Linked DNA regions of Homo sapiens: region 1 is linked to region 2. Evidence: chromatin loops called from intact Hi-C (ENCODE). Cell type or tissue: endothelial cell of umbilical vein. All regions are shown on one strand. Links, peaks and the distances in the headings refer to the core of each region. The heading gives the core; the rest is flanking DNA. Region 1 holds the start of UAP1 (UDP-N-acetylglucosamine pyrophosphorylase 1). Region 2 has its middle 13 kb from the start of NOS1AP.

Region 1 (10,791 bases), core at 1,329-9,328, 500 kb before region 2:
GTAGCACTGCCTAATACCTCTCGAGGCACAGGTTCCATTCGTGCATCCACATTCTTTTGGTGAGAAGACTGGTTAAAACCTTCAATGGCCTTTTGGAAAAAGAAGTTCAGCTCCTCAAAGTTCATGGCCTGGAGCTCTGCATAAAGTTCTACCTGTTGGGCTTCTTCAAGCTCATTCCAGAAACGTAGTAGGTGCTCTTGCCCAGCTTTGGACAACGTGAGTTTGAGGTCATTAATGTTCATAATGCTCTAATAGCCAAGCTTTGTAGAAATAGGGGTGTAATGTATGTACCTGTAAACCTAAAAGAGAAAAGTAATTAATGGCATGTCAAAATCCAACCTCCAAAATTGAGGGCTTTTTTCCCCTCTAAAAATAAGAATATTTCAAAACGATGTTAAAAAAATTAACTTCTGCTTTTCCATCACTCAATATTTGTAAGAGATCAAACCTGTAAGACAATAATATGTACCAGGCACTTCTAAGTACTTTACCTTCATGGTCTTGTTTAATTTTCAACAACACTATGGCATAGGCACTATTATTACCACTCTTTTACAGCTGAGAAGACAGGCAGAGAGGCTAAGTAACCTAACCAGTGAGTGGAGCTGGGACAGGAACCCAGGCAGCCTGATGACATGGTTCACACTCTCTACCACACTTAGTTGTCTCTGTATTAGTCCTCTGACCACTAAGCTACCACTGAAAGAACACCTGACTGCTTAATATTTAAATGTTTTCCTTGTATCTCTAATGATAGAAATACTATCATGTGTTGTTGTAGTCAGTATAATGAAATATTCAGGAAGACAGAACAACCTATAATAAGGAAAAATACATTTCATTTCATTAGCAACTTCTGCAAAGAAGCAATAACACATCTATTTTCTCTACTCATTAAAAACTTGGATCCTCCTTAAAGAGACAAGCAATACACATATAACAATCAGTGAATAAGACAAATGTTTTCTAAAGAGCTATATTCTGTGATAATATAGTAAAATGTTAAACTTCATAGTGCTAAAAAATAAGAAAATGGGGAAATATTTAATCTACTTGCCCAATACAGACAAATGCAACAGGAGATAGGTGCTGTCTAGAAAGTTCACAAACAGGCACAATCTAGCCATGTGTTAAGGGTTGGGCAGACTACATAGATAAGATTAGAGGCCAGGCATGGTAGCTCACACCTGTAATCCCAGCACAGGCCTGGGCTCAGGAGTTCAAGACCAACCTGGGCAACATGGCAAAACCCCACCCCTACAAAAAACACAAAAATTAGCCAGATGTGGTAACATATGCCTGTAGTCCCAGCTACTTGGAAGGCTGAGGTGGGAGGAACACCTGAATTCGGAAGGTCGAGGCTACAATGAGGCGTAATCATGTCACTCCAGCCTCAGCAACAGGAAATTCTATCTCAAAAAAATAAAAGATTAGGAAACAAGCAGAGCCTGGTGGCCATGATGAGCAAGCACGTGTGGGATGGAAAGCAGTAAGAAGGTTAACGTATGACAAATGATATAAAATGGCCTGGGGTAGGGCTAGATCATGAAAAGCCTGAAAACTAACCAAAAGAATTTAGACTTCAGAGAATAAGTAATAGAAAGCGAACAGTAGATTCTCAAACAGGGCAGTGTTACCATGCTTTAAAGAGATGAGAGAAAGGAGCAATGGATACAATAGATTGTAAGGAGGGACAACTAGAAGCAGGAAAAGAAGTTAAAAGACAACTGCAGGTATGAAATACCAAAGGTCTGAACCAGATTAGTGGCAGAGAAAATGAGAGTGAAAGGAATAAATTTGAGGGTCACTGTAAAGAATCATCACTGCATTATAATTGCTTCGATGTGAGAGACAGAGGTTAAAAGTAGGTTCTAAAGACACTTATCTTCTCTTCCTATAAGAACAGTGAAAAGTAATACACATGGTAGTTCAGAGCACAATTCTAGGCTAAGCTGAGCCACTTAATTTCCCCATGCCTCGGTTACCTTATCTGTAAAATGAGATTAATAATAGTATCTACCTCACCAGGATCATTAAACATCAAACTCCATTTACAAGCTCAGGTCTAGAGAACCTACATCTGTGTGTTCCCTGAGGTGGTAATAACAACACTCAGCTTTCAATGTTCATTATGGTATTAAAAGGCATTCCTATTGATTTATATAGGTTTCAAGAGTCATGATGCTATTATTTTTTAATTTTAAAAAATCACATTAAAAAAGACACTTGAGAGGAACAGATTTATATTAAATTATTTTCCAAGGAATGTAGTCTTTCCCAAGACCTTATTTATGCTGCTGCTTTGCCTCTGATTTAAGGGAGTACATTGTAGTAGGAAGATCAGCAAGGAACCAGATAACCAAAGAATAGGAAGTCCCTGTTCTTGGTCCTTCTCTATCATTTGATTCTATGCAATCATTTTACCTCCCTGTGCATAGATTTCCTCATGAATATAAGACAACCAACCTTTCTCACATGCCTTCAAGATAGTCAAGAGTAAAGAGTGCTCTGTCTGATAAAAGGCATACACAAACATATTACTATAACATTTTAAGATATAAACCAAACTTTTCCTAAAAGATCATTAGATACTCCTCCACCTTCAGACACTTGGGAAAATGAATCCATGCAAATAAGATACCTCATAGGGCCGGGCGCGGTGGCTCACGCCTGTAATTCCAGTACTTTGGGAGGCCGAGGCGGGCGGATCATGAGGTCAAGAGATGGAGACCATTCTGGCCAACATGGTGAAACCCCATCTCCACTAAAAATACAAAAATTAGCTGGGCATGGTGGCACGCGCCTGTAGTCCCAGCTACTCAGGAGGCTGAGGCAGGAGAATCGCCTGAACCGGGGAGGCGGAGGTTGTAGTAAGCCGACATCACGCCACTGAACTCCAGCCTGGCGACAGAGTGAGACTCTCCGTCTCAAAAAATAAAAATAAAAAAAAAAAGGGTACCTCATAGGTTAAACTTTGATATCTGGGCGTAAACCACTGGTAACATGTGTTCATCTACATGTTGTATAATGTTCATAATGTAACGACCATACTTGAGTTTTGGACAAGCACAATTCATCTATTATATTTATTTGAGGCAGATATAAGCACCTTCATGCCACAAAAATAGTAGCATGTTTCCCATTAACGATGTTTAGAGGCACGTGTAATGGTAAGCAGCAATTAACAGAAGAGTTAAAAGATATGGATTTTTATTTTGACAACCGAAATCTGAAAAAGTTGAAAATCTGCTCGAGAAATTATGACAAAACTTGGTACATGCCCACAGCCTAATCCATCTGCATCAAAATATATGAAAAATTTGGTAATAATCTACCATTATCAAATATATTTTTATTAGAATTTAAATACCAGTATTAAAGAAATCCAGTATTTCTCCCTCCTTTTCTGGCTTCCCCCACCCAGCCCCTATCTCTGCTGGTATACGTATGCCCTCGAAATGAATAAGTAAACCTCTTAAAGCTTTTGAAAAACAGTATCAGAGTTGAGACATAACCACCAACTGAATCCTATAAATGCTTGGCAGCACAGCCTATGAAGTCTTTCTTTGCTCCAGCTAAGTGAGCCAACTGACTAACCGTGAAGGAATAGACAACTGCCTTGAGTTTCCGGCGAACTCTTGGATCCACACCCAGTGAATTTCACCTAAAAGTCCTTAAACTTTTGCAATACCAAATGACACACACATATGATCATAATCCTATTACCTGATTTCAGATTTCATAAACCATGTAGAAGTAAGTGTAGCACAGCGACAGGCCAAAGTTCAAGCAGCCATATGTTCAGCATACGTGTGCTCAGCCCTCCAATACCATCCTTCTGCTTGGCCAAGAGAGGGGAAACCCAGAAATTTCAATTCTCTCTCACTACCAGTATCATGGCAAACCAAACCAAAAAAAAGAAAGAAAAAAGTGGCAAGCAAACAGGTTTTGTCCCACTGTCCTGTCCTCCAAATGTATCCCCTGTCTTTGTCAGACCTCTCAAATCTTTTCCTCATATATTCAAGACACACCAACTCGCTTCCACCTGACAGTGCCAACGATCTCCTGTCCCACTACAGGCCCCCACACTTGGTATAACTGTCCACAAGGCCCTAGCCTGAGAGCCTCGAGGTCTCTACTGCCCACCCGGGAGAGGCCCCACTCCCAACCCCACACGCCTACACGACCCCCTCGGACTCAGACACTGGCCCAGACCTCCTCCCACAACGCCCCCAGTCCATCTGGGGCGCGCTCATTCCATCCCTGGCCCCGCCATCCACCCGGCTGCCCAGCCCACACACCCTCTCGCGGGGTGGCGGAGGATGGGGTGCGACTGCGGGGCGCACGGGCTGGGGTGTGTGTCTGCGGGCGAGCGGGAGGCTCCTCGGCGTGTGCTCGGCTGCCCGCGCTGTGCACGTTCGTGCGACGCGTGTCCACGTCTGAGCGCGTGGCCGTGTGTGCGGTGGGGCCAGGCCCTCCGCCCGCCCGGGTCCCGAGCCCCGCCGTCTCCTCGCTGGGCTGGGAGCCCCTCACCTTTCTCGGCGCGACCGCAGCTACGACCGTCTCCAGCTCCTTCCGCGCGGCCACTCATCGGCGTCCCGCGCTCGCTCCGAATATATACCCTCATCCGGGGGGCCGCGGCGGCGGGGCGGGCCGGGAGCGGGGGCCAAGTGGAGCGCCAGCCCCGGCCACCCCGCCCCTCTCGCCACGACTAGTGGCTGCCGACGCCTGAAGGAGTGGAAGCCGACCGCCCAGACACGTCAGCGCCGGGAGCACAGACGACGACGCGGACGCGGAGGCGGCCGCGGCCCGGGGCGCCGGGGCGGGGCTAGGGATGGGGGCCGGGCATGAAAGGAGTAACCCACCGGGCCGGGGCGGGGCCTAGTGCGTCACTCATTCTCTGGCCCAATGGGAATAGTTCTGGAGCGCAGTCGGCTGGCGTCCCGGTCCCTCCTGCGCACTAACTGAGGGTGAAGGATGTCGGTTGGGTCTGCTAGGAGGGGCCAGGAGCCGGCCGGCAGAGAGCGGCTCGTGGGTCCCAGGACCCCTGACGTCCCTAGGTTGTACTGGGAGGTGCGAGCCCGAGGCTCTTAGTCGGCCCAGCGGCACGGGGCACAAGCGGGCCACAGAGATGGGCAGGGAGCTGTGTCCCCAGGGTGGCGGATTTCCGAGCCACCCACGCGGGTGGTTGGGAAAGGGCGGTGGATTTTCCTGCGGAGAAACTTTCAGGGCGGGCCTGGCGCGCTCTCTGACCTTGGGCTAGTTATTTTGTGTGCAGTTCACAAGATGCCTGGCCGGGCTCCAAACTCGCTCTCTGTTTGGTTGTGTTTTGGCTCCCAAGAAGGCGAAGCCAGGCCTTTTTTCTTTTGCACAAACAGACAGGAAAGGAGAGAGGAAATGCAAGCAAAGGTAGTAGGTAACCTAAGGTAGTATAAGCCCGGGGTCATCTTTGTGAGTTTGCAGACTTAACGTCGCTAGGCCTCAGTACTCTGCAGAAAGATGGTGGAGGACCTAGATGACCTCCCAGGCCATTCCAGGACCAGTGTTTACAGTCCTGTTACATAACCTAGTGTGGGTGTGCACACACAGGTTATTATATGTTCAGCACTGTGCCCTTGGAAGCTATGTTTACATTTAAAGTTGTGTTGCATTTTGCAGCTTTTGCAAGAAGTGGAATATGTTGAAATACGAAAATACCTAGATTTAACATACCACCTATCATAAAGAGATTCAGGCGCCTTTCTTCTACTTTCTTGGGTGCAAAGGCCTTTTCATTCCCTTTACCAATTGCATAATCACCCACTGCCTCAAGTAACAACAGAAAAACTTAAACTTGGTAAGTAATGCTGGTAGATTTACATTCAGGAGATTGAATACTCTCCATCTCTCATGATCCTAGAACTTCCTTCGTTTCTTTGAAAGAAGAATAGTGTAGTGATTGGTTTATAGTGTAGTGATTGGTTTCTTAATCATGGGATCTGAAGACAATTTCAGCTTTATTGCTTGTGATCTTTGGCAAGCTACTTGTGCTATCAGTTTTCTCATCTATAAAAAACAGACAATAAAGATGAAAATGCCATTTGGTGGTTGTATTAAACCAATCGATATAAATGAAGTATGTAAAACAGTAAACACTAAATAACCTTTAGTTATTATTTATTATTGAGCACTTATTAATTCAAACTAGGAGACCCAGATTCAAAATCAGTCTACGCTTACTAACTGTGTGACTTTGGGTAAGTCATTTAACCACTCCAAACTCCAATGTCCTTTTATGAAATGAAGCTAATACCTATTTCACATGGGTATAGTAAAAAATGAGAAAGAACCTAAGATAATGTCTGGAATATTATAGGCATTCTATAAGTCATAGATGAATGACTGAGTAAAGAGCAAAATTATTAGTTAGCAATCCTTTAAAGAAAAAAGATAGAACTGAGGTCCAGCTCAATGTTTTTAATGAACTACTATAAAATCACATTTGTACTTTTACCCTTTTTTGCTGAAGTTTCATTTGTTTGTTATTCTGGTTACTAGGCATAAGAGGGGCCATAATCTCATCTTGCCAGCTAAATGTCCAGAAATGTCTAACACTAGAGTTATTTCTGTCCTTCGAAATACTTTTTATATACATGGTCTTTTAAGAGCTGATTGAAGAAAACAAGGCAACGATGTTCACACTACCTATGATTTTTTGACATTACACCAAAGGTATCAGCTAATGAAGTTAGACAACAGAAATCCTAAGAGGCTTATAAATTAGAAAAAATATATAAGAATTAAAAAATTATTTTTTAAGAATTTTAAAAAGTCATAAAACTACTTCGACTTGCAAATGACAAGAGAGAATACCTGGAAAGCCCTTGAGAGTCAACAATAAGACTAACAAACCACAGAAAAATTTTGGTTAGTGTATTAGTCCGTTTTCACACTGCTATCAAGAGATACCCAAGACTGGGTAATTTATAAAGAAAAGAGGTTTAATTGACTCACAGTTCTGCATGGCTGCAGAGGCCTCAGGCAACTTACTATCCTGGTGGAAGGCACCTCTTCACAGGGCAGCAGGAGAGAGAATGAGTGCTGAGCAAAGGGGGAAGCCCCTTACAAAACCATCATATCTGCCAGGCGCGGTGGCTCACGCCTGTAATCCCAGCACTTTGGAGGCTGAGGCGGGCAAATCACGAGGTCAAGAGTTTGAGATCAGCCTGGCCAACATAGTGAAACCCTGTCTCTATTAAAAATACAAAAATTAGCTGGGTGTGGTGGCACGCACCTGTAGTCCCAGCTACTTAGGAGGTTGAGGCAGGAGAATCGCTTAAACCTGGGAGGCGGAGGTTGCAGTGAGCCTAGATTTCACCACTGCACTCCAGCCTGGATGACAGAGCGAGACTGTCTCAAAAAAAAAAAAAAAAAAACAGATCTAATGAGAACTCACTATCACGAGAACACTATGGCAGAAACCACGCCAGTGATTCAATTATCTCCACCTGGTCTGGCCCTTGACACATGAAGATTATTACAATTCAAGGTGAGATTTGGGTGGGGACACAGAGACAAACCATATCAGTAAGGTAGCAAGTTATAAAATGAACATATAGAAATCAATAGCTCTCATATACACACATTATAACATTTAGAAGACACGATGGTGGAGAAAATCCCATTTATAACAGCAACAAAAAAAATTAAGTATAAATTTAGCGCAAAATGTGCAAAATCTGTGTAAGGAGAGTTATAAAAGATGCCTAAAAGCCACACAAGATATTTGATCAAATGAAAAAATTCTGGAGCTATTTCATGTGTGTTGCGGATATGAACAAATGACTAAATAAATTGATTTTGGTCATTGTGCTGTGGTTATGTAAAAGAATGTTTATGTTCCTAGGAAAGACATACTAAAATATTTAGGGGTAAAAGAATATGATGTCTGTAATTCTTAAATGGCTCAGAAAGATGAGGAGCAATGGCTTACGCCTGTAAGCCCAACACTTTGGGAGGCCAAGGCGAGAGGATCACTTGAGCCTAGGAATTTGAGACTAGCCTGGGCAACATGGCAAAACCCCATCTTTATTAAAAAACATAAAAATTAACCGGGCATGGTAGTATGTGCCTGTGGACCCAGCTACTCCCAAGGCTGAAACAGGAGGATCGCTTTAGTCCAGGAGGTTGAGGCTGCAGTGAGCTGTGATCATGCCACTACACTGCAGTATGGGTGACAGAGTGAGACCCTGTCTCAAAAAATAAATAAATAAAAGGCTCAGAAAGAAATATATGTGCATAAATACATGGGGGTAGGCAAGAAAGAAATTTGGGAGGCAAAGTAAATAATAGTAAAGTAAATGGAGGAAAACACAGTTAATTTAAAGGGTATTTAGAACTTCTTTATACTGTTCTTCAAGTAAGATTGAAATTACATAAAATTTTAAAATACAACCAACAGTGGAGTTGTTCATTACCAGTCCAACACAAAAGAAAATCTTTAACCCACAGAGCACACAGCTCTGAAGGAAAATGATCCAGGAAAGGTGTGACAGTGTACAGAACAGCATATCTGTACCATGTCACAAGCCTTCTGGCATCTGGTCAGAATGCCACATCACCTGAGAAGCTGTAAATGCCACCGGTAAGTGCTGTTTATGGTGGCAACTGTGCCTCCTTAGTACGGGAATAATGATAGGAAAATGTTTTTCTGTGATTCTCAGCCTTCTAGTTGGATACAGTGGAGGCTTAGATGAAGAGCACAGAAACCTGTACAGAGCGGGCATTGCCTGAAATCCCTCCATGTTTATATATGGATGTCTCTGAAGTTGAACTATTCTCTTAAGCGCAAACTGGCGTGTTTTCAGCATTCAAAAAAGAACAAACTGATGTTTGCTCAAAATATGTTTATTTGGCTGCTCTGTGCTAGACTTTGTGATAGACATTCTAGGGAATCAAAAGATTCTGTGTCCTTAATGGCTTATAGTGCAATAATAGAGATAGAAGAGGTTTCTTTTTCAATGCAGAGAGTCATAAGCGCCATAGTGAATGCACAAATAAAGGATTTCAGAGCTCAGAGGAGGGAAAGTATGAAGGAATGAAGAGGTTTCCCAAAAGGACAGCCAGAAGGTTTGGGAAAGAGGCAGGAGGCAAGGGACAGCCTCACTCCTCATGGGAGGCTGCCCTTTTATAAGCAGCCTTGGGGATAGAGGCCTTCATGTGTTTCCCCCCTTGTAACACCATCACCTTCTCTAACTCCTGCTGCCTCCTTAATGAAAAAGACCAAGGAATTTGTACTCAGGTTGAGAACTTAGAAAGTAAGACATCTGGCCAGGCGCGGTGGCTCAGGCCTGTAATCCCAGCACTTTGGGAGGCGGAGGCGGGCAGATCACGTGAGGTCAGGAGTTTGAGACCAGCCTACCAACGTGGAGAAACCCTGTCTCTACTACAAATACAAAATTAGCCGGGTATGGTGGCACATGCCTGTAATCCCAGCTATTTTGGAGGCTGAGGCAGGAGAATCACTTGAACCCGGGAGGCAGAGGTGGCGGTGAGCTGAGATGGCGCCATTGCACTCCAGCCTGGGCAACAAGAGCAAAACTCTGTCTCAAAAAAAAAAAAGTGAGATATCTACTTAAGGGTTGCTATTAAATAAACTGTAAAATTTGAAACACCAAAATGGAATATTTACCAAAATGTATGTATTTTTAGCAGTGTATTATGATCTCAGCTTGGTTTTCCAAAAGATAATATTTCATCTGCTAGATAGATAGATAGACAGAGAGATAGATAGATAGAGCCGGGCACGGTGACTCACACCTGTAATCCAAGCATTTTGGAAGGCCGAGGCAGGTGGATTGCCAGAGCCCAGGAGGTCAAGACCAGCCTAAGCAACATGGAGAAACCCTGTCTCTACCAAAAATACAAAAACTTAGCTGGTGTGCTGGTGTGCACCTCTGGTCCCAGCTACTTGCGAGGCTGAGGCAGGAGAATCACTTGAGGCTGGGAGGCAGAGGTTGCAGTGAGCCCAGATTACACCACGGCACTCCAGCCTGGACGGCAGAGTGAGACCCACATCTCAAAAATAAAATAAAATAAAATAAAACAGGTATATAGAAGCGGTGAGACCTGGAAAAAAATCACCTAAATTCCCTGAACTTCAGTTTCCTCATCTACAAAATTGAAATATGGAGTTGGAAAGAGAATTAAAAGAGAAAAAGCCTAGCACACAGTAGCTATTCAATAAATATTAGGTGAATTCAAGGTCAGGAGTTCGAGACCAGCCTGACCAACATGGTGAAACCCTGTCTCTACTAAAAATACAAAAATTAGCTGGGCATGGTGGTGCACGCCTGTAATCCCAGCTAATCAGGAGGCTGAGGCAGGAGAATCACTTGAACTCGGGAGGTGGAGGTTGCAGTGAGCTGAGATGGTGCCATTGCACTCTAGCCCAGGTGACAGAGCGAGACTCTGTCTAAAAATAATAAAATAAAATAAAATAAAATAAATAATAAATAAATGTTAGGTGAATAAATGAAAGACAGAAGGAAAGAAAGAAAAAAGTGAAATAGAATAGTCCTCTATTAAAAATATAGAATCAGGCTGGGCTAGATGGCTCACACTTGTAATCCAGCACTTTGGGAGGCCAAGGTGGGTGGATCACCTGAGGTCAGGAGTTCAAGACCAACCCGACCAACATGGTGAAACCCCGTCTCTACTAAATACAAAAAATTAGCCAGGAGTGGTGGTGAGCACCTGTAATACCAGCTACTTAGGAGGCTGAGGCAGGAGAGTTGCTTGAACCCAGGAGGC
Region 2 (10,791 bases), core at 1,632-9,631:
AGCTCGTTTCTGAGCAGACATGTGTATACCCATGTTCATAGCAGCATTATTCACAGTAATTTTCCCAAAAGAAGAAACAATTCAAATGTTCATCAATAGATGAATGGATTAAACAAAATGTAGTGTATATATGCAATGGAATATTATTCAGCCTTAAAAAGAAAGGAAATTTTGACATATACTACGACATGGAAGAAACTTGAGGACATTAGGCTAAGTTAAATTAGCCAGTCACAAAAGGATGAATACTATGATTTCACTTACATGGAGTACCTATAACAAGTGAATTCATAGAAACAGAAAATAGGATACAGGTTATCAGAAGCCAGGAAGAGGGGATAATGTACAGTTATTGTTTAATGGGTATAGACTTTCTGTTTGGGATGATAAACGTTATGGAGATAGTGGTGAATTCACTTAATGTCACTGAGTTATTAACTTAAAAATGGTTAAAATAGGCCAGGCGAGGTGGCTCATGCCTGTAATCCCAGCACTTTAGGAGGCCAAGGTGGGTGGATCACTTGAGCTCAGGAGTTCAAGACCAACATGGAGTTCTAGGCAACATGGCAAAACCCCATCTCTACAAAAAATTCAAAAATTAGCCAGGTGTGGCAACATACACCTATAGTCCCAGCTACTTGGGAGGCTGAGGTGGGAGGATTGCTTGAGGCCAGGAGGTGGTTGCAGTGAGCCAAGATCGATCGCCTACTGCATTCTACCCTGGGTGACAGAGTGAAATCTTGTCTTAAAAAAAAAAGATTAAGGGCTGGGCATGGTGGCGCACGCCTGTAATCCCAGTACTTTGGGAGGCCCAGGCGGGCAGATCACGAGGTCAGGAGATAGAGACCATCCTGGCTAACATGGTGAAACCCCGTCTCTACTAAAAATACAAAAAAGTAGCTGGGTGTGGTGGCAGGTGCCTGTAGTCCCAGCTACTCAGGAGGCTGAGGCAGGAGAATGGCATGAACCCGGGAGGCAGAGCTTGCAGTGAGCCGAGATCGCTCCACTGCACTCCAGCCTGGGAGATACAGCGAGAGTCCATCTCAAAAAAAAAAAAAAAGAAAAGAAAATTAAAATGGCTTTTTAAAAAGCAAGTTTCCAAAGATATTATAACACTTCCTTAAATAAGGTGTTTGGGTTTCTTGTGTAACTACAGGGTCACTGTTACAAATGTCAACCATTATTCTGCTGATGAGCAGATATTCTGGTCAGATATTCTCATCAAGACTATCTTAAATCAACAAGTATGTACTACTTTGTGACATTCAAATTCTTCAGAATGCCAGTTAGAATAATAAACAGACTAATAAAAATGCCACACTTTGGGATATTAGAATACTCGAAACCCCATTTGAGACCATCTCAGGTGCTACCCAAGGCAGTTTGTATGGTTATTTCCATGGAGGTTTTGAAATATTTTATTGCCTGAAGGGCTATATGAAACTGGTTTCCATCTGAACATCCGTGGCAGGGTAAACTGTCTCTTATGTTGGAGATGGATGTTACTTCGTTCGGTGTGCATTTAGTGAGTGCCTGCTATGTGCCATGGTTGTGTGAGACATCTGATCATTTAGCCAACAGATATTTATTAGTTGCTGACTGCATGCTCTGTCAGCTCATTAGTCTGCATGCTCATTAGTTGCATGACTGAATGGCTCTTCACAGTGGAAAGAAATAGATGAAACAGTTCTTGTTCTGGAGGAACTCACTTTGATCTATCAAGGAGTTAAGACTGATATTCCGATGGTATAAAAATAAAGCACTAAAAGTGCTTCAGAGGGCACAAAAGTGATACCATGGAGTTCAGAGCAGGAGAGATCACTTTGTATGGCAACCAGGGGTGGGTGGAGGTGGAGAGTGGGAGGAGACACAGAAAATGTCACAGGGGAGGCAGTACTTGAGCTTGGCATTAAAGGATTCTATTACTTCCATGGGCAAGATCAGAAAAGCCCATTCCAGGTAGAGGAAGTGGCCAACCAGACTATTGCTGACCATCACTCAATATACTTGAGGCCACAGTGCCCTCCTGTCCCCTCTGCAGATACATTTTGAGGTTACCTGAGACTTTGTGGTCAACCAATGAGTCCTGCTCCGTTGTCCACTGAGCTCTGCAGTCCTTCCCGAGTTACCTCCAGGGGCCTGGCCACAGAGGATTAGAAGTGAAATGAGCCAGGCTTGCCAAGACCTGTCTGAGCTCAGACCTCTGTCCCGTGGTTTCGTATCCTTGGGCCAGAAAATGATGAGGGTCCCAACAAAGGACTTGTCCTCCTATTTTAGCCAATAGAGGACAAAGAGAGAAAAAGTGGTTATTTGTTTCAGGGTCACAATTCCTCAGAGAAAAGAAAATGTAATGGTCTGGGTAGAGAATGAAGTCTGAACTTGTCCACCAACCTATTTTACACATTTGTGGATGCACATGCTTGCACACACACGCATACATGATTTCATTGGCAAGAAGGAATTGCACCACCTCTGTCGTGTACTCACTGGCAGGGTAAAAATCCTTTATTTCACAACACAAATCCCCCAGCAGTGATTACCCCTTGACATCTGAGAGTTGCGCTCTGATAGTGCATGTTTCCTTGAGGTCTGCTTTTGTGGAGGGAAGGTGGGCCTGGCCCCCCAAGGAAGGGAGGGGAAAGCATGTGTACTGATCTGCCACATGCTTGAAGGTGCCCAACACTTTTACTGATCTTATCTCCTTTAATCCTCACACCCACTCTGGAGGCCAGGCATTACTGACTCTACCTGTAACTAAGAACTAAGACTTCAAACTTGTGCTCATATGTTTAAAGTCCACGTGGCATCCAAGTATGGGAAAAGACGCAGGGAGAGGCACCAGAGGCAAACTTTTCCAAATATGCAATTTTGCCCAAGGTTGACCCCATGCATGTGTGTATATGTATGAACACACACTCATACACACACACACACACACACACACACACACAAAGACTTATAAGTATGAGCCCAGTCATCACACTGCCTGAGTTTGAATTTTGGTCAAATTCAAACCTCTCTGTCCCTTAGCTTCCTCTTCTGTAAACTAGAAACAATTACTGTATGATGTTTGAGATGCCTCATAATAATATGGGATGGGGGGAGGTAGGTGGGCATATAGATGAAGCAAAATTGGCCATCAGTTGATTATTGTTGATGAGTTGATCATTGTACATGAGGTTTTATCATATTTTGTGCTCTATTTTTGTATATGTTTAGAATTTTCCATCTTAAAAACTTGTAAGCAGCATTATTCACAATAGTCAAAAGGTGGAAACAACTCAAATATTTATTAGTGATAAATGGATAAGCAAAATGTATTTACATATCATGAAATATTATTCAGCCTTAACAAAGAAGGAAATTCTGACACATACTACAATGTGGATGAAACTTTAGGAATTACACATGCTAAATAAAATAAGCCAGTCACAAAATGACAAATACTGTATGATTCTACTTGTGTGATGTACTTAGTATAGGCAATTTCATGGAGACCGAAAGTAGAAGAGTGGTCACCAAGGCCTGGAAGGAAGGGGAAATGGGGAGTTATAGTTTAATAGGTACAGAGTTTCTGTTTGGGATGATGAAAAAGTTGTGGAAATGAATAGTGGTAACGGCCATGCAACGTTGCAAATGTACTCAATGCCATTAAACTGTACACTTAAAAATGGTTAAGATAAATTTTGTTATGTATATTTTACAATAAAAAAGTTTTAAAACAATGAGATTATGCATGTAAAACAGCACAGTTTCTGGCATGTTGTAAGCTCTCAGTTGATATCTGTTATTATCAGATGCATGCCATGGTGGCATTAGTGGTGCGTTGAGACAAGAAGGTCCATCCAGCCTTTCAAAGATGTGTTTTGGGAATACATTACATTGGCTGGTGCCCAGGATTTCTCCTCCTAGGCCCTGTGTCCAAACCTATGCATGCCTGTATTACCTGGCTCTACAACTATGGTATATGCAATTTCTTGGCACACCAGGGAGGCATTCATGGCCTACTGGGTTACAAAACAATAAAGTTTCTGGTCACCATGGCTAGCTGTCATGTAAGTTGTAGGTTACCACGATGAGGTAGAAGTAGATCTCCTGCGTAAAGTGGAGAACTAGCAGATAATTTGTGGGTACCCCCAGGTCCCCTCCCAGCCTACTACAAAAGGTGATTTCCAGAGACCAGCATGCCCTACCAGGCTGCCAAGTCATAATGCAAGGATTCAGCCCGCACACAGGTGCTCTTGAGCCCTTTTAAAAACTTAATTTGCTAACACCTGCAGTCACCCAGTAGAAGTAGTTTTAGCAAGGCTGCAGGGGTCCCCAAAACACCACCATGTGTGAAAAGTAATAATCCTGGCATTCTGGTATGCACCTACCGCCTCTGCCTTTCATAATAATAATAGTTTATTTTCAGTCCATGCCGTATAGTTTTAAAAAGCCTTTTGTTTATATTTGTTTATATTTCACCTAATCCTTATGAGAACCTTCTGAGAGAGGTACAAGTATGGCTCCCATAGTGCAGAAGAGGAAACTGAGGCTGGGGAAGATTATAGGGTTTTTCCGAGATCACATAGGTATAAGCACTGGAGCCAGGTCTGAAGGCAAGCCACCCTCCATGCTCACCCCACGCCTTCTGTGTATTCCTTCTCTTTAGTCCTTGACTTTTATAACCCTCTCCACTGTACCCCTATCTACCTGTGGCTCCCTTGATAGGAGGGACTTTCTGAAAGAAGACATGTCTACAAAGCAAGATCAAAGAAAAGGTACTTTGCTTTCCTTATGGCTCCCTAGGGAAAGTGTCAAGTTCTTGAATTTGGAATGGCAACTCCCTCTCAAAAAGCCTTTTAGGGATCCCACTACCTTGATGCCTCTCTAAGCACTATTACTCCCCAGACTTCTATCTTGCTTTACTGACCCATATCCCACCTGACATCCCTACAAGGCAAGGAGCAGAATTTTGATGTCGCCCCCAACTGAATGGTAACGTGGTTTTTTCAGCATTCAGAACATCCCCTGCTGTCTCTATCTATCCTCTGGCATTCACAACATATAAGACTACCGTTTGCTCCCATTCCCCACATATTCTCCATACAGTCCTTTAGCAACACTTTGGATTCTGAGTTTAACCTACATACAAGTGCCATCTGGGACAGTGAAATACACCCCACTGACCTGCAACCAAGTTCTCTCTGCTCGGGGGCCAAAGACTTCCACTCCTAAGAGTTGTGCCTGAATCAGAATTGCCTTTACTACCCTCACAGCCAAGACTCTCCCACTCGGCGCTTGCTCTTTCTTTCGTTAGTTGACTCATGAATGAATGAATGATTCATTTTTCCAAGATTAATGCTATAGACATGCATTTTGTCTTCCTACCTCAGTGAGTTGGTGTGAACCAAAATATTATGTACAATTCAGGTATGGAAATGAAATGTCAAGGAAAGTTCATTTGTGACTCGGAATACTATTGAGACACCCACCCACATCTCAACAGGGCTATTGAGTGCTACCAAAGCCCCCTTAGCTTGTATTGTGTTTCATAGCTATTATTTCATACACAGCTTGGACAGGCAGAGGATAGTTACAAAAAGGTTATGCAATCTTTCTCAGGTCCTTTTCCTAGCATCAGTTATGATTCTAAATTAGGGAGAGCTTGTGACATTTCCACTCTGATTTATCTCCTGAGCCTCATTTTCTTCATTTACTCTTTGTCAGCACCTGCCCCCTGCTCCCAGCCATCTTGCCATAACCAATTTCTGGTCATGTCGAGGTCAGGGCTCAGGACCGGAACACTTTCAAAGGCTCCAGGAAATAAGAATCTATGCCGTTCTATCATTTCCAGTTTTTCCATGATTTAGGGCAATTCAAAGCCCTAAATATAGAAGAAGCCATCTGGGTCAGCTCTTTCTACCCCTGGCCTTTTTTTGGGTTGGTGCAAAGATAATTGAGGTTTTGGCCATTACTTTTAATACATGGGAGGAAGCTGAAGCCCGGGGAAGTTAAATGGCTTTTGAAAGGCACACAGCTAGCTGAGAGCAGAGCTGAAGCCATAGCTCAGGTTTCTGGGTCCCGTCATCATCCCACTAACCTGGCAGAGCTCTGCAAGGCTATGGCCCCCAAGCAGGGCTCCCCTGGCTGGCCAAACATCGCCTGTTCATGGGTCACTCAGCTGATGGCTGCCTAGTTCCCTGCTGTTCTGTGGATGGCAAAACAGTCTCTGGTGCCCTCAAGAGGCAGAACTGAGTAGTGGTGCCCTCCTAAAAGATCTAGATGCAGCCTGAGAAATGAACCCTCAGATCCACCTCCACCCCCATTTTACAGAACACATTGGATTCATCTTTTTATTTTAAAGATCATGAAACATGTTTAAGAATATCAAAATATATTTGAAACACAAACTTCCCCTAATGCCCTCAAAAGCATAGACTAGAGGCCGGGCGCTGTGGCTCACGCCTGTAATCCCAGCACTTTGGAAGGCTGAGGCAGGCGGATCACAAGGTCAGGAGATCGAGACCAGCCTGGCCAATATGGTGAAACCCCCATCTCTAGTAAAAAAAAAAAAAAATACAAAAATTAACCAGGCAGGCAGCATGCGCCTGTAATCCCAGCTACTCAGGAGGTTGAGGCAGGAGAATTGCTTTAACCCAGGAGTGGAGGTTGCAGTGAGCCAAGATCACACCACTGCACTCCAGCCTGGGCAACAGAGCAAGACTCCATCTCAAAAAAAAAAAAAAAAGAAAAGAAAAGAAAAGAAAGCATAGACTAGAACTAGAGCCTGGACCCCTGTGAGAACCAAGAAGCCCGTAGGCCCAGGCCATGTGCCTACTCCCCTGAGAACCTCTCCAGAACCTAAACTTGAAAGGTGTGAGCAGAAAGGAAAGGTGGTGAGGTAAGGTAACTCCATGGATAACCAGGTGCTGGCTTCTCTCTTGGTCATAGGAGAGCCACAGCACTGCCTTCTCATCAAAGGCTGGAAAAACCTATGTTCAGGATGCACAGCCCTGGGTGGTGAGTCGGGGCTGACTCATAGTAAACAAGAAATGGGCAAGAATATCTCCCTGGTGGTGTCCTGAAGCCCTGGCCTCCCTAGAGGTGCTGGGAAGGGAAGTGTGAGAGTACTACAGGAATGTGCACGGGAAGGAGGAAAGGAACCAACAAAGGGTGATCTAGATGGGGGGGACCACGGGTGGAGGAGTCAGGAAGGCCTGGGAGTTCTCAGAGCAGCAGTGACAGGGGGTGAGCCCAAGCCATCAGCTTCATTGCTAAGAGCTATAAGGAACCCAGGGCTGTCTGCATCTTTGTTCTGTAAAAGACATCTAGACACTGGGGCCTTTACTAACCACTCACACATACTCTATGCAAGCAAAATTAATTGTTCTATTGTCTATTCCCATAGCCCTGTGTAGACACTTACCTTGTGTTACATTTTGTTTCATATCTGACTCCAACTATCCAATTCGACAAATATTTATCCAGTGTTTCTGTTTGGCAGGGACTGTGCTGCCACAAAAGACTTAAGCAACTCTGTCTCATTTGTCTCTAAGTCTCCTGCACTGCCAGCAAAATGCAACTTGATAACTATTAGATTTAAATACTGTATTTTTAGGCAGGACAAATAGAGATGCTGATTCCATTTGTGAAGTATGGGATTCTAGGCACTTGGGTTTCTAGTTCATAGTTCTATGTGTTGTTCTTATATATGTGGCCAATGGGGGCCGTCCTCTCCCTGACCCTCTACTGTCTTTTTCTTCCTCATCCTCACTCTAAGGAAGATGGTTGTATCAGTCAGGGTTATTAACCCCAGCTTCTGTCACAAATAATCCCTAATCTCAGTAACTTAGCACAATAAAAGTTTATTTCTCACATAAATTTTTTTAAATATTTTAAAATTATACTTTAAGTTCTGGGGCACATGTACAGAACGTGCAGGTTTGTTACATAGGTATACATGTGCCATGGCAGTTTGCTGCACCCATCAACCTGTCATCTACATTAGGTATTTGTCCTAATGCTATCCCTCCTCCTCTCCCACCCCACACCCCGACAGGCCCCGCCCGGTGTGTGATGTCCTCCCTGTGTCCATGTGTTCTCATTGTTCAGCTCCCACTTATGAGTGAGAACATGCAGTGTTTGGTTTTCTGTTCTTGTGTTAGTTTGCTGAGAATGATGGTTTCCAGCTTCATCTGTGTCCCTGCAAAGGACATGAACTCATCCTTTTTTATGGCTGCATAGTATTCCATTGTGTATATGTGCCACATTTTCTTTATCCAGTCTATCATTGATGGGCATTTGGGTTGGTTCCAAGTCTTTGATATTGTCTCACATAAATTTGAAGATTCTGTTTCTTCACACACTTCCAGGCACAGCAAAGCATAATGGCAAGTCACAGATTCAGACATTCCTGGTCAAGCTGCTCTCCTTGGCAGCTCTCTCCTAAAGTGGCAACTCAGCATCCAGGCTCCTTCTATCCTGTGGCTCCACCATCCCCTAGGCCCTCCTTGTCACCTCTCCTGGATCCTCTGCATTCAGCCAAATGGCAGTCAAAGAAAGAGATGAAATGCCCTGTACCTGGAACATAACCACCTCAGCCCAGAGGTGACACACATCCCTTCTGCTTAAGATCTCTTGATGAGAACTAGTAGCATGGTCCCTCTCACATGTGCCGGAAGCTGAGATGGGTTCTCAGGCTGGAAAGTTGCTTGCTAGCAGTAATTCCATCTCAGAAGGGAACAAGAATTTTTGGTGTAGTTGGCTCTGACGAAACAGTACTTTGGAACAATTAAGCATGAAAAGTTCTGCCATGAGAGACAGAGAAAGCAAAAGAAATATTGTCTTATAAATACTATATTCTGTAAAATCTGGAAAAACAACCTGTTCCTGGGGAGATTTGTCTAGAATGATCAACTGTACCCCCAAGGATCCTCTGTAACCCTGCCAGGATCTCCATAGAGTTGCTCCCCTGGGTTACCAGGAAGTTGGAGCTAGAACCCAAGGGTACAAATACAGATGAGTGGGAGCAAGGGTGCCTGCCGACCAAGTGCCCTTCAAGACTGGCTCTCTTCAGACTGAAAGGAAGTCTTACTTGATGGGAAAGGCAAAGAACCCCTCTCTGTCATTCTTTGGAAACAAGACTGTCTTCTTTCAAGTAAAAATTCTGTCCCTTCTCACACTTCCAGGCACAACAAGGTATAATGGCAGGTCACACATACAAGTAAGCTCCCTGTGTCAGAATTTCTGAGCTGAGAAAAATGGATGACTGACTGAAACCTTTGATATGAAAGGAAGAAGCGGTCTGAGGAATCAGCTTGAGAGAAAAAGGAAGCCCTGACTTCCTCTGCATGCCTTCACTGGTCCAGAAAGAAATGGGTTTGGAGCCACTGATATCTACATCTCTTCCTTTAAAATATGAGACCTAAACATCAAAGGGTTCTCTGGTCTGAGGCATGGGTTTGCACATAGAGGTGATGACTTATCAATAATATATTTTAAATTGAGTGCCAATTAGGCTACAGGAAATAATATAATTAAAATTTAGAGACAGCTCTAAAACTTGATTGAAGACCTGGAACAGTCGGTTTGAAGTGAAGTGAATAATGCTTCACTCTTTTGCCAAAACACAGATATAAATATTACCCAAGCCTAAAATCCTGCCCAATCAGCTGCTTGTATGGAGCTATGGGAGAGATGGAGGGGAAGAGGGGGAAGAGTTTGTTAGAAGGCTACAGATAAGCCTTATGCAATGAACCAACTAACAATGTGGGAAATGGGCCTCCTAGAAAAGGTGGATCCTATGGAGTGAACTCTCTCCCTTCCCTGGAGCTACCAAGGAGAGGAAAAAAAGAGGGAAGGGCTAAACAGATATTGATGTCACAGCATCATCACCCTTGATGCTGACCACTAAACACTAACCTGTGGCTCCTAAATTCTTTCTGCACAACTATAAGACTAATCCAAAAACCTAGGTGGGGGACTGGCCTGTAAGTAGGGGCTGAGTAGCTCTAGCTATAAAGGATTTACAAGTAGGGACTGGGTACACATTACATTATCATCATCAGAGAATGCAGTATGAAGCATCCTGTATGGTTAGTGGAGTTTGAATTAAGATTAAAAAGGATGTAATTCTTAATTCACAACTAAGAAATTGACATTGGGACAATCCACAGAGGTCATTCACATTTCACCAGTTTTACATGCACTCATGTATGTGTGTGTGTAGTGATGTTCAGTTTTATTGCATGTGAGGCCAGGTGGTGGCTCATGCCTATAGTCCCAGCACTTTGGGAAGCTGAAGCAGGTGGATCACTTGAGGCCAGCCTGGCCAACATGGTGAAACCCCGTCTCTACTAAAAATACAAAAATTAGCTGGCTGAGGCACAAGAATCACTTGAACCCAGGAAGTGGAGTGAGCCAAAATCACGCCACTGCACTTCATCCTGGGTGACAGAGCGAGACTCTGTCTCAAAAAAAAAATTGCATATGTAAATTGACGTGATCACGAATATAATCAAGATACAGAACTGCTCCACCACCATAAGGCTCTGTTATTGCCCTTTATAGCCATCCCTACCCCATCCCCCATCTCTAACCCGTGGCAACCACTAATCTGTTCTCCATCTCTATAATTTTATTTCAAGAATATTGTGTAAATGGAATCATATAGTATGTGACCTTTTGAGATTGGCCTTTTTCACTCAACATAATTTTTTTGAGATCCATCCAAGTTGTTGCATGTATCAATTGTTTGTTCCTTTTTATTGCTATGTAGTACCCCATGGTGTGGATATACTACAGTTT

What was found. Peaks named below come from ENCODE experiments on the same cell type or tissue, not always from the same donor. Only the 100,000 strongest peaks of a DNase experiment are listed, where the experiment ranks them.
Region 1: a loop joins it to region 2, with 4 times the contacts of the local background. A loop is called at or near these places in 7 of 110 quality-filtered maps.

The regions. Positions count from the first base shown.
Region 1 is chr1:162,555,520-162,566,310 of GRCh38, reverse strand. UAP1 (UDP-N-acetylglucosamine pyrophosphorylase 1) reads right to left here and starts at 4,589. Exons shown (of 11, transcript NM_001324116.5): 1 at 4,534-4,589; 2 at 1-299. The coding sequence starts at 242. UAP1-DT (UAP1 divergent transcript) reads left to right here and starts at 4,958. Exons shown (of 3, transcript XR_426859.4): 1 at 4,958-5,073; 2 at 5,659-5,836. RefSeq lists silencers at 548-607, 4,101-5,000. In endothelial cell of umbilical vein, for the core only: no CTCF peak of the experiment used is centred there; DNase peaks (open chromatin) are centred at 3,800 and 4,850; H3K4me3 peaks cover 1,908 bases; H3K27ac peaks cover 1,973 bases.
Region 2 is chr1:162,051,587-162,062,377 of GRCh38, reverse strand. No RefSeq gene overlaps it. Among named protein-coding and RNA genes, the nearest start is that of NOS1AP, 13 kb to the left of the region's middle. RefSeq lists an enhancer at 5,887-6,401. In endothelial cell of umbilical vein, for the core only: a CTCF peak has its summit at 6,223 (motif pointing left); DNase peaks (open chromatin) are centred at 6,217 and 7,097; H3K27ac peaks cover 1,218 bases.